Regions from separate parts of the Homo sapiens genome. Here region 2 is linked to region 1. A link is a contact called in ENCODE Hi-C or POLR2A ChIA-PET data. All regions are on one chromosome and are shown on one strand. The core of a region is the stretch at or near the end of the contact, and the rest is flanking DNA. Distances in the headings are between cores, read along the strand shown.

Region 1 (4,548 bases), core at 1,081-3,580:
GTTCTACCCAATGCATGCAGCCCACATCTAGACACCACTATCATTTCTTGAATGCCTACTGTGTGCTGAGCCTTGGGCTTTATTTGCATTGTCCAATTTATCCTCATGATTCACATGAGGAATAGGTATATTATCCCCCATTTTCCAGACAGAAGCCTGAGGCTTAGAGGGGCCACCCAGGTAGTAAGTGGCTGAGCAGGGATTGGAATCCCATTAGCTCAATTCATAGCCTGTGTTTATGACAGTGGTGTTTTCTGCAAGGCAGTGAGAAAAATCATGTCATTGTAAAGACAACTTGGTACAGTGGACCAAGCACACAGGACTGGGAGCCAAGGCCCTGGATTCCAAGGCCCTGGTTGTGTCACTCAATGTGTGTGGCCTAGAGTAAGTCCTTTTCTAGACAGAGGACTCAGTTTACCTATCTGTCAAATAGGGGTTTGTTATCTATGGGCTCCATGGTCTCTAACAGGGTGGAATGTCCTGAAGACAAACCAAGACTTCAAAGAATGGAAGAGGTGGGGGCAGTCACGACTTTATAAATAAATGAGTTTTCTCACAAATTGGAACTGTTAAGAAAAAGGATCCAGAACTAGGAAATCAGACAAAAAGATGACTGAGTGCCATTTTTTTATGTCAAGCTTGAGAATTCCCAGCGGACACTTTGAGAAATGAAACTGTCTGCCCGGCTAAGGCCAGACATGCTATAAAAACAGCTGAAATAGTGTGGAAACAAAATGCAAGTAATTAGAGACCAGCCATTTTTAGGTAGATTTTAGTTTTCAGTGGGTAGAGGGTGGGGGTGGAGAAGATGTGGGTTGGGAATAGGAAGAGAGCCCTGCAGGAAGAGAATTGGGAAGTACAGGCACAAAGAGCAGGAAGAAAACTGGCAGGTGCGGACCTGATGGGTGGAGACGATGCCTGGGAGCTGCTATGTAAACCAGGGCCAGGATTCCCAGTTTCTCTGTAGGATCCCCCAGTGGTGAGACTCAGTGGTGCTTTGGAGTTTGCATCGCTTCCTCCCTCCCTCCCTTCTGAATCAAGGCATAAGTGTAATTCTTTTCATAATTAAACTAGAATGAATATCGTTTTGAAGATCTGATAACACCGTTGAATTAACTGAAGGAACCCTAGGAGGTTACAAAGCCTTATAGGAGAATCCCCAGATTAGGTATATAATTTGGGCAAGTATCTGTGTGTGTATTATTGCGAAGTCACAGTTGATTGATGGGTCTCTCTTCTGTAAAATGAGGGTGTGTATTAAACAGTTCCCCAAATCCTTTCCCCTAATTCTTTTTGAGGATGAGGGCCTGTCAATGACTAAGTTTTCAACAGTACCAGTGAAATGGGTCTTTTGCAATAGGTTTTTCATAAAGCTATATTTAGTTTAAAGAGCTGTTCTTTATTCCAAGGTTAGACCTTCCACTTTTTGGAATTAAAATTTAGCTTTCTTTCTTTTTAAAAATAAAAGGATAAGCTTTTAAAAAGCTTTCCTACCCTTAAAGCAAGTTTATGTTCCTTACCGGTCTAGGAAATCCCAGTCTGTTGGGATTATCTAGCCCACATATAAGTAGGTAGGGTGGAAGGCGGCCTCTGGATTTGCCCACCCGGGTTTGAATCTTGATTCAGCCCCTTACTGAGGTCATCTAACCTTTTTGTGACTCAAATATTATTTAAGAAAAGGTAGTAAAACCCACCTCCCTAGCGTGATTGTGCGAAGAAAATAATGCACGCAAAGCATCTACAATGTCTGGAGCAAAGCGTTTACGATGTCTGGGAATCCTTTACAATGTCTGGAGCAAAAAATGTTCGCGGTAGAGTCTTTATGGGTCTTTTCAGCTCGGAATTTCTATAGCTTTGTTAAGAAGAGTCCTGGAGTGCCCTGGACGGAACTCTGGGGGCCTGAGCTCCAGCTCTGGCTTAGGGCCAAATGCTTACGTGCCTTTTGGCAGGTCCCCTCCCTGTTCTGGCCTGTGTTCCCCTCGGCACAAGGAAGGGGCTGGGTGGTCTCTGTGGCTCGCCTCCGCTCTGAAATTCCGGCTTTCAAGGTGGCCCCAGGCCTTCGACAGGGGCTTCCGGCGCTGGGAGTGCGGCAAGGCGCCGCGCAGGCCCGGGACGGTGGCCCCAGGGAAGTCGCTCCTAGAGGGGAAGGCCGCCGAAGGGACGAGAGACACCGCGGGCCCCCGGAACCGCAGGCAGCCGGTGTTTACCTCGCTCGGTCCCACCCCAGGCGGCCGCGGGCCCGCCCGGAGCGCGCGGCGCGATTGGGCGAGTGGCCTGCCAGTCTCCGGGGACTTTCCCAGGGGTGGGGCGGCCCGGCCAGGCCCCCGGCACTTCCTCGTCCTCGGCCCGGGTGCCCTGCCCCCGTCCAGGAGCCCTAGGAGTGCTACGGGGGGCCGGAGCCTTGCCCGGGCCGCTGCCCCGTCCCTGGATTCGGGGCTGGACGCAGCAAGCGGGGCGCTGTGTCCCCAAGCTCCCCGTCCTCGGGTAAGCCGGCCGGCCCGGAGCGGGGATGGAGGGGAGGAAGGGAGGCCAGGCCCAGATCGTCCAGAGCCTCGGTGGCGGCGGGGAGCGAGCTGGGGAAGGTGGCTTGTGCACCCAGGCCCGGCGCGCGGGGTCCCGGGGCGTCTCCGCCAGCGGCCAAGCCGGGCTGAGCCGCTACTCCCTGCTTGGCGCTGGGCCTGGTGGGGGGCGCGCGTGCGCACTGCGCGGGGTAGCACGCCTGGGAACGGCGTGGGGCGGTTGTAGAGAGCGCAGACCCTCCGGGTGCGGGCGGCGCTGCGGCCCTTTGGGTGTCTATCCTGTGGAGACGAGTTGCCTACGCGGCGTCAGGAGTTTTCGTATCAAGTTGTGGAAGCAGTGTACATATGTCACGAGGAGGAAAATAATAATTTTTATTGGGCGCTTTCCAAGTGCTGATCTTAACGCTGTACGTGTATTAGACTCATTTAATTGTCACTTCCATCCTAAACATTAATATTGTTATTATCTCCATTTTATACTTTAGGAAACCGAGGTACTTGGAGCTTGAGGTCACACAGCTGTGAGTTGCAAAGTCAGATATGAACTCAGGCATTTGGCTCCAGAGTTCCTACTATACTATTTCTGTTGAACATATTTTGTATGCACATTGTTGGAGGCATTTGTGTGCATGTGCAGGATGGATGAGTTTCCAGGAGTGCTTCTGGGGATGGAGTATGAAGGCTGAGCTTTCCACTGTAGGACATTTGTGTGCACGTGTGCATTGTACATTCATTGTGCGTACAGGAGCAGATGGGAATTTTGTGCGACTGGGTGAGAGATTGTGTTTTGGTAGGGGGAGGGAGGGACTTTTGTGGATGATGCAGAAGAATCAGCAACGTCCTTCCCCACCCCCTTGCAGAATGACAGTGCAGGGAAATGTGTAGATTCCTAATGCATCATTTTTTTCTCACAGTACGGTCAAAATGGGATTTAATCAGCACTTACTCATTTTCCAAACAATGGGGTGTGATAGAGGGGAATTCGGCATCTGATGAGAGGTCAGAAAAGGGGACTCAGAATGTTTTAAAAAAATCCTTGACAAAGGAGGGTAGAATTGTATTAGGAGGGTAGAATATTAGTACAAACTCAGCATCCCCGTGGTGGTCTCTGTTTTGCAACAGAAGAAACTGAGGCAGTGAAAAAACTGATAATGCTAATAGCTTACTATGTGCCAGGCACAGTGCTTACATTCCGTATCTCATTTAATCTTTTTTTTTTTTTTGAGACAGAGTCTCACTCTGTTACCCAGGCTGGAGTGCAGTGGCACGATCTCGGCTCACGGCAACTTGCCTCCCAGGTTCAAGCGATTCTCCTACCTCAGCCTCCCGAGTAGCTGGGATTACAGGCACTCGCCACCATCCCCGGCTAATTTTTTTGTATTTTGAGTAGAGACAGTTTCACCATGTTGGCCAGGCTGGTCTCAAACTCCTGACCTCAAGTGATCCGCCCGTCTCAGCCTCCTAAAGTGCTGGGATCACAGGTGTGAGCCGCCCCGCCCGGCCTCACTTAATCTTTCTAACAACTCTTAATTTTCAGATGAGGAAACTGAGGCCCAGAGAAGGTTAAGGCTTTCCCAAGACTAGCAACGCTTGAATCCTGGACCCTGTTCCCTTTCCCCTGACCAAGGCTGCTGTCCTGGCTGTGTCCCGGGAAAATAATGTGATCAGGGACTGGCACTTCATGGAAGCACGTGATCATGCCCCTCTGGAAGCTGCCGCTGGGAGTGTGCAGTGTTCTACACGCTTATGTAACCACGTTTGTCTCCCAGCCTTGGGTGTTCCATGGGTATGGCATGGCACTCATGCTGAAGGTTGATGCCTGCCCCTGGATACCCCCACCAGTTTTTTCGGGGCCCCAGGAAGCTGTGGGGTCTGAGTCATACCCTTACCCCCAGTGCTGCCTGTGACTTGGGGCCCGGATGTCCTGGTTGGGTCAGGCCGACCTGATTTGAGAGAGGCAGCGTTGTAGGAGGTTGTTTGTCTGCCTCTCTCTCCAACCCACTGGTTACTGTTTTACTCCTGTACCCGC
Region 2 (4,548 bases), core at 650-3,149, 680 kb before region 1:
ACAGGCATATGCCACCACACCCGGCTAATTTTTGTATTTTTTGTAGAGCCAGGGTTTCACCATGTTTCTTAGTCTGGTCTCAAACTCCTGGGCTCAAGTGATCCTCCCACTTAGGCCTCTCAAAGCAATGCGATTACAGGTATGAGCCACTGCATCTGGCCCAGGAATAATCTCTAAGATATTTTATAAAGTGAGAAAAGCAGGATGCAAAACTGTGTATACTATGCCTTTTGTTTAAGAAGGAGAGGTCAGGGTAGGAGGAAGACCTACTTTTCACTGTACGCTACTTTGTGTTATTTGAAAATTAAACAGTAGGTACATTGGGATTCCACCTGCAAATCCTACACTTATCCAAGATAACTTCTAGTAACATTGGCTGTGGTTCATTTCATGCTTATTTTAATGTAAATACACGGAATGTATGTATATATTTATGCAGGAACTACAGTCTGGCATATTTTCTTCTCCTCTTTAATAGGTCTTTATTTGTGATCTTTAACAGATCTTTATAAAGCTGTCTTCTCTTTAAATTGCTGTCTCTAGGCTTAGCCATCCCCCCAACCCATACCCCTAATTCTCTAAAACATGCCGTGGGTGGTTCGCCCTGTGTACTGTTGCTTTGGGAAGGATTTCCTTCCCTCATGTCCACTCTCCGCCTTCCCTCATGGCAATCTAGCTATCCCTAGCCCCAGGGCACAGTTGTACCCAGGACTACCAAGATGCTAAGCCTTGCCCGTACAGGACCTAATGTGCCAGTACCCTCTTTCCCTCTCCTCCTCGCCCCCTTCCCTTCCATCTTTAGGGAATTCCTGGCAGGTTGGGTAGGGGATGAATGGTTAAGGGGTATTTTGTGAGCAGCGGAAGACCCAGTGCCAGGGAGGCCAACAGAGGGCCTAGCAATTAGAGAATACTTATATATATTTTTGGTGCCTACCATGTGCCAAGCAATGTATTAAGAAGTTTGCACACATTACATGTATTCCAACAATACTGCAAAGTAGGTTTCTTGGAGGGAACCATGTGTCGTTGTTTGCCTGAAACAGTCATGGTGTTTGCCTGTTGTCCTGGCAAAATTATTAATAGCATCTCCTTTCTCTAGCAAAAGGTTCAGATAAAAAATTGTATAGTGACCTTAACTGTCCCCATCTTATACGTGAGGATATTGAGGCTTAGAGAGGTAAGTTCATCTGCCCAGGGTCACATGGCTAATAAATGATAGGGCTGAGATTAAAACTCTAGTCAGTATGGCTCTGCTAGGGACTGAACTCTGACATGGACATGAATTGTGTCCCCGCAAATTCCTATGTTGATACCCTAACCCCCAATGCGACTGTATTTAGAGACAAAGCCTGTAACAGGGCGATAAAGGCTAACCGAGGTCCAGATTATTGCCTTCTCCCCAGGCCGCCTCTCTTCCACAACCGCCCCCACCCCACTGCAGTCAGGGCCCTTCCTCCTCTGTCACAACAGCTCTGCTAACCCTGCACTATCACTGCCTGCGTCCTTCGCAGCCTCCTGCTGCTGCTCTTCCACCGCTGCGTCCTCGTTGGCTGGCGCTTAATAAAAATTGACTCGGTGAATAAATGAGTGAAACTGTCCTTTTAGGGATGGATGGATGATGTCCTGTTCAAGGCGGTGCCCTTCTCTGGCATTCCCTAACACAAGCTTGACCCGAAGTAGGCGTTCTGAAAAAGGCCGACAGTCGATGGAGGCCAACGCAGCGCCCCTCTCACCTCCTCTCTCCGTCCAGGCCGGGTGACCACGGGCCCGGCCCGCAGAAAGGAGGCGGCGCGGCCGGCAGGGATCAGGACTGGAGGGGGCGGAGCCTCCCTCGCGGCCGGGCCCGGAGTGGGAGGGGCCTCCGGGACCAGGCCTCTAGTGCGCACTCTCGGAAGCGCAGCCGAACCCGCCCTCCGAATCCAGAGAGGCGCTGCTGACACCGCCGCCACACCGCCGCCACACCGCCGCTGCCTCAGTCATGCCGGTGAGTGGTTGCGCCGTCCCCGCCACGCAGACTTGCAGTCCCGGGTTGCTTCTCGGCTGCACAGCCGCTTGACCGGATGCTGATCTTGAAGGGCTCAGGCGGCGGCCGGAGCCGCTGTTGTCCCCTAGCTTACCCCACCCAGCCCCCAGCTTTTGCGACCCTTCAGAAAATGGGATCCGAAGGGAGTTTAATCTGGGAGCCAGGCTTCAAAACGTCGGAGCTGGAAGGCCTCCAGGGGCGACAAGCCCACACCTTCCCTGCGTACACAGAGAAACAGAACCAGAGAGGGGGCAGGGGATGGGGGAGTTGGTGGCCAGCGGGAACTGAGACGCCTAGTCCCTGAGCCTTCCTCCTGGCTGCCCTGCCCGCGGAGCTGGCCTGAAGGAGGGCGGTGGGGAGGCTCTGGACAAGGGAGTGGACCCGGTTATTTCCTCACGGACCGGGCAGGTTTTCAGAGGTTCATGCTTTTCTTAATTTCCCTGCCCACTCTGGCCTACTTTTCAGATCAACTCTGGGCGACACTGAATGGAGACACTTTCTCAGCCTGAACCCATGAGCCCCAGAGAGGTTCAGGAACCCCCCCGCACAGTCACCAGTTGCTCAGTGGCTGTGTCTGGGAAGTCAGTCTTAGCCTGCCTTTGCAGATCACTCAGTCTTATCACATATATTGTTGCTCGTGGCCTCGTTTTTTATATAAAGAATTGAGGCCTTTGGCAGATAAAAATATAAAAAGCCCAGTAACTTATTCCAGGTCGTGTTGAAGTTGGCAGAGCCAGGATTCAGCTCCTTATCCTTAGGCTCCCCATCTCTCCAGGCCTGACCACATGGGAGGTGCCAGGCAAAAGCAGTCACACCGGCTTGGGAAGATGCTCTGATCTCAGTTGCATCTTGGTTAGGGTCATGTGGTGTTTAGCATTTTCTTCAGGGTGCCTAATTCATGGCTCTGGGCCAGGTGGATACCCAGAGGTATCCCACAGTTGCCATGTGTCTTTGCATCCTGTCTTTAGGGAGCTGGCAGGTGAGCCTGAGGCCTCCTGGGCAGAGCCACTGACATCTCAGGTGTCATTTCCTGTGGGTCTTGCCAGGTGCCTTGAGACAAATCCTCCAACAACAAAGTATGGATAAGGAATCTGATAGAATCAGCCCTACCAGTTGGGCAAGTCAGCCTGTGGCAATGGTAGAAGACAGTATTAATTGCCCTGGGGCTTGGGGAGTGAAGGCCACCAGGATTTTTTGTGGGGGGTGGCAATGAGGAAAAGGCTAGCTTGATCATCACTGTATTCTGTATCTTCTGGGGATTTTGACAAAAAACCCTCTGGAGCAGATGATGGGAATGAGGAGGGCACTTGGCACCATGTACCACAAGATAACAGCTGAAGGAAAGAGGGTGTTAGTCAAGGGATTTCCTCAAAACTGGAAAGGGAAGAAAAAAATATATCTATATACACATACTGGAAGGGGAAGAGTGTGTTACCTGAGAGTTTTCTCAGACAAATGCCCGAGAGCACAGGGTTTGGAATCCCAGAAACCTCTGAAAATCTGTGCCCCAGCTTGCCAACTGGGTGACCTCAGGCAAGTTGCTTTATCTCACTGCCTTGATTTCCTCATCTGTAAGATAGGGACAAAAACTTTGACCTCACAGGACTGTTGTTAGTATTAACTGGAAAAATGCCAGTAAAATATGTCACACAGCCACTGATATATCTAGTCCCCAAGAAATGGTAGCTCCTGTGTAGACGTAGGACAGGTGGGCTAGAGCTATAGGCAGGTGAGGCCGGGCATGGTGGCTCACGCCTGTAATCCCAGCACTTTGGGAGGCCCAGGCGGGCAGATCACTTTAATGCAGGAGCTTGAGACCAACTTTGGCAACATGATGAAACCCTGGCTCTACAAAAAATACAAAAAATTAGCCAGACGTGGTGGCCCGTGCCTATAGTCCCAGCTACTTGGGAGGCTGAAGTGGGAGGATTGCTGGAGCCTGGGAGGTTGAGGCTGCAGTGAGCCGTGATCGTGCCACTGCATTCCAGCTTGGGTGACAGAGTGAAAGTGAAACCCTGTCTCAAAAGAAAAAAAAAAAAGGAAGGAAGGAGAGAGAAAGAAAAGAAAGAAAGAAAGAAGAGAAGAGAAGAGAAAACTATAGGCAGGCAGCTTTCAATCCCATTTTAACAAGATCTCAGTGGTTAAGCATTGAGGTTTTAGAGGCTGACTATGTTCAATTCAGGCCCTACTCAGCCGAATCACCGTGAGTGTGTGAACTAACCCCTAAATCTCAGTTTCCTCATCTGTCAAGAAGGGATAATAATAGGCCAGGTGCGGCGGGTAATGCCTGTAATCCCAGCACTTTGGGAGGCTAAGGCAGGCAGATCACAAAGTCAGGACTTTGAGACCAGCCTGGCCAACATGGTGAAACCCCGTCTCTACTAAATATACAAAAAAATTAGCCGGGCATGGTGGCGGACGCCTGTAGTCCCAGCTACTCGGGAGTCTGAGGCAGGAGAATCGCTTGAACCCAGGAGGCGGAGGTTGCAGTGAGCTGAGATCGTGCCACTGCACTGCAGCCTGGG

What was found. A loop is a pair of places that touch in the nucleus more often than their neighbours do. ChIA-PET counts read pairs that join two places held with the same protein, here RNA polymerase II (POLR2A). Pooled maps may share reads with other maps.
Region 2: a loop to region 1 is called in a map of CD8-positive, alpha-beta T cell, with 9 times the contacts of the local background. The contact joins the promoter of ATOX1 here to the promoter of TNIP1 in region 1. A Hi-C loop is called at or near these places in 2 of 168 maps with a recorded cell type or tissue (CD4-positive, alpha-beta T cell and CD8-positive, alpha-beta T cell), 5 of 37 single-sample maps with no recorded cell type and 9 of 50 pooled maps. POLR2A ChIA-PET finds 5 or more read pairs at or near these places in 6 of 52 experiments (B cell, GM10248, GM12878 and 3 more).

What each region holds. Positions count from the first base shown.
Region 1 is chr5:151,078,816-151,083,363 of GRCh38, reverse strand. It overlaps TNIP1 (TNFAIP3 interacting protein 1), which reads left to right and starts at 2,330. Exons shown (of 18, transcript NM_006058.5): 1 at 2,330-2,484. RefSeq lists enhancers at 1,736-1,795, 1,510-2,220, cis regulatory regions at 1,761-2,530, 2,030-2,818 and silencers at 2,096-2,765, 4,451-4,500.
Region 2 is chr5:151,755,982-151,760,529 of GRCh38, reverse strand. ATOX1 (antioxidant 1 copper chaperone) reads left to right here and starts at 1,899. Exons shown (of 4, transcript NM_004045.4): 1 at 1,899-1,984. The coding sequence starts at 1,979. ATOX1-AS1 (ATOX1 antisense RNA 1) reads right to left here. Exons shown (of 4, transcript XR_007059008.1): 3 at 3,459-3,592; 4 at 2,170-2,241. RefSeq lists a silencer at 1,711-1,960 and an enhancer at 2,731-2,860.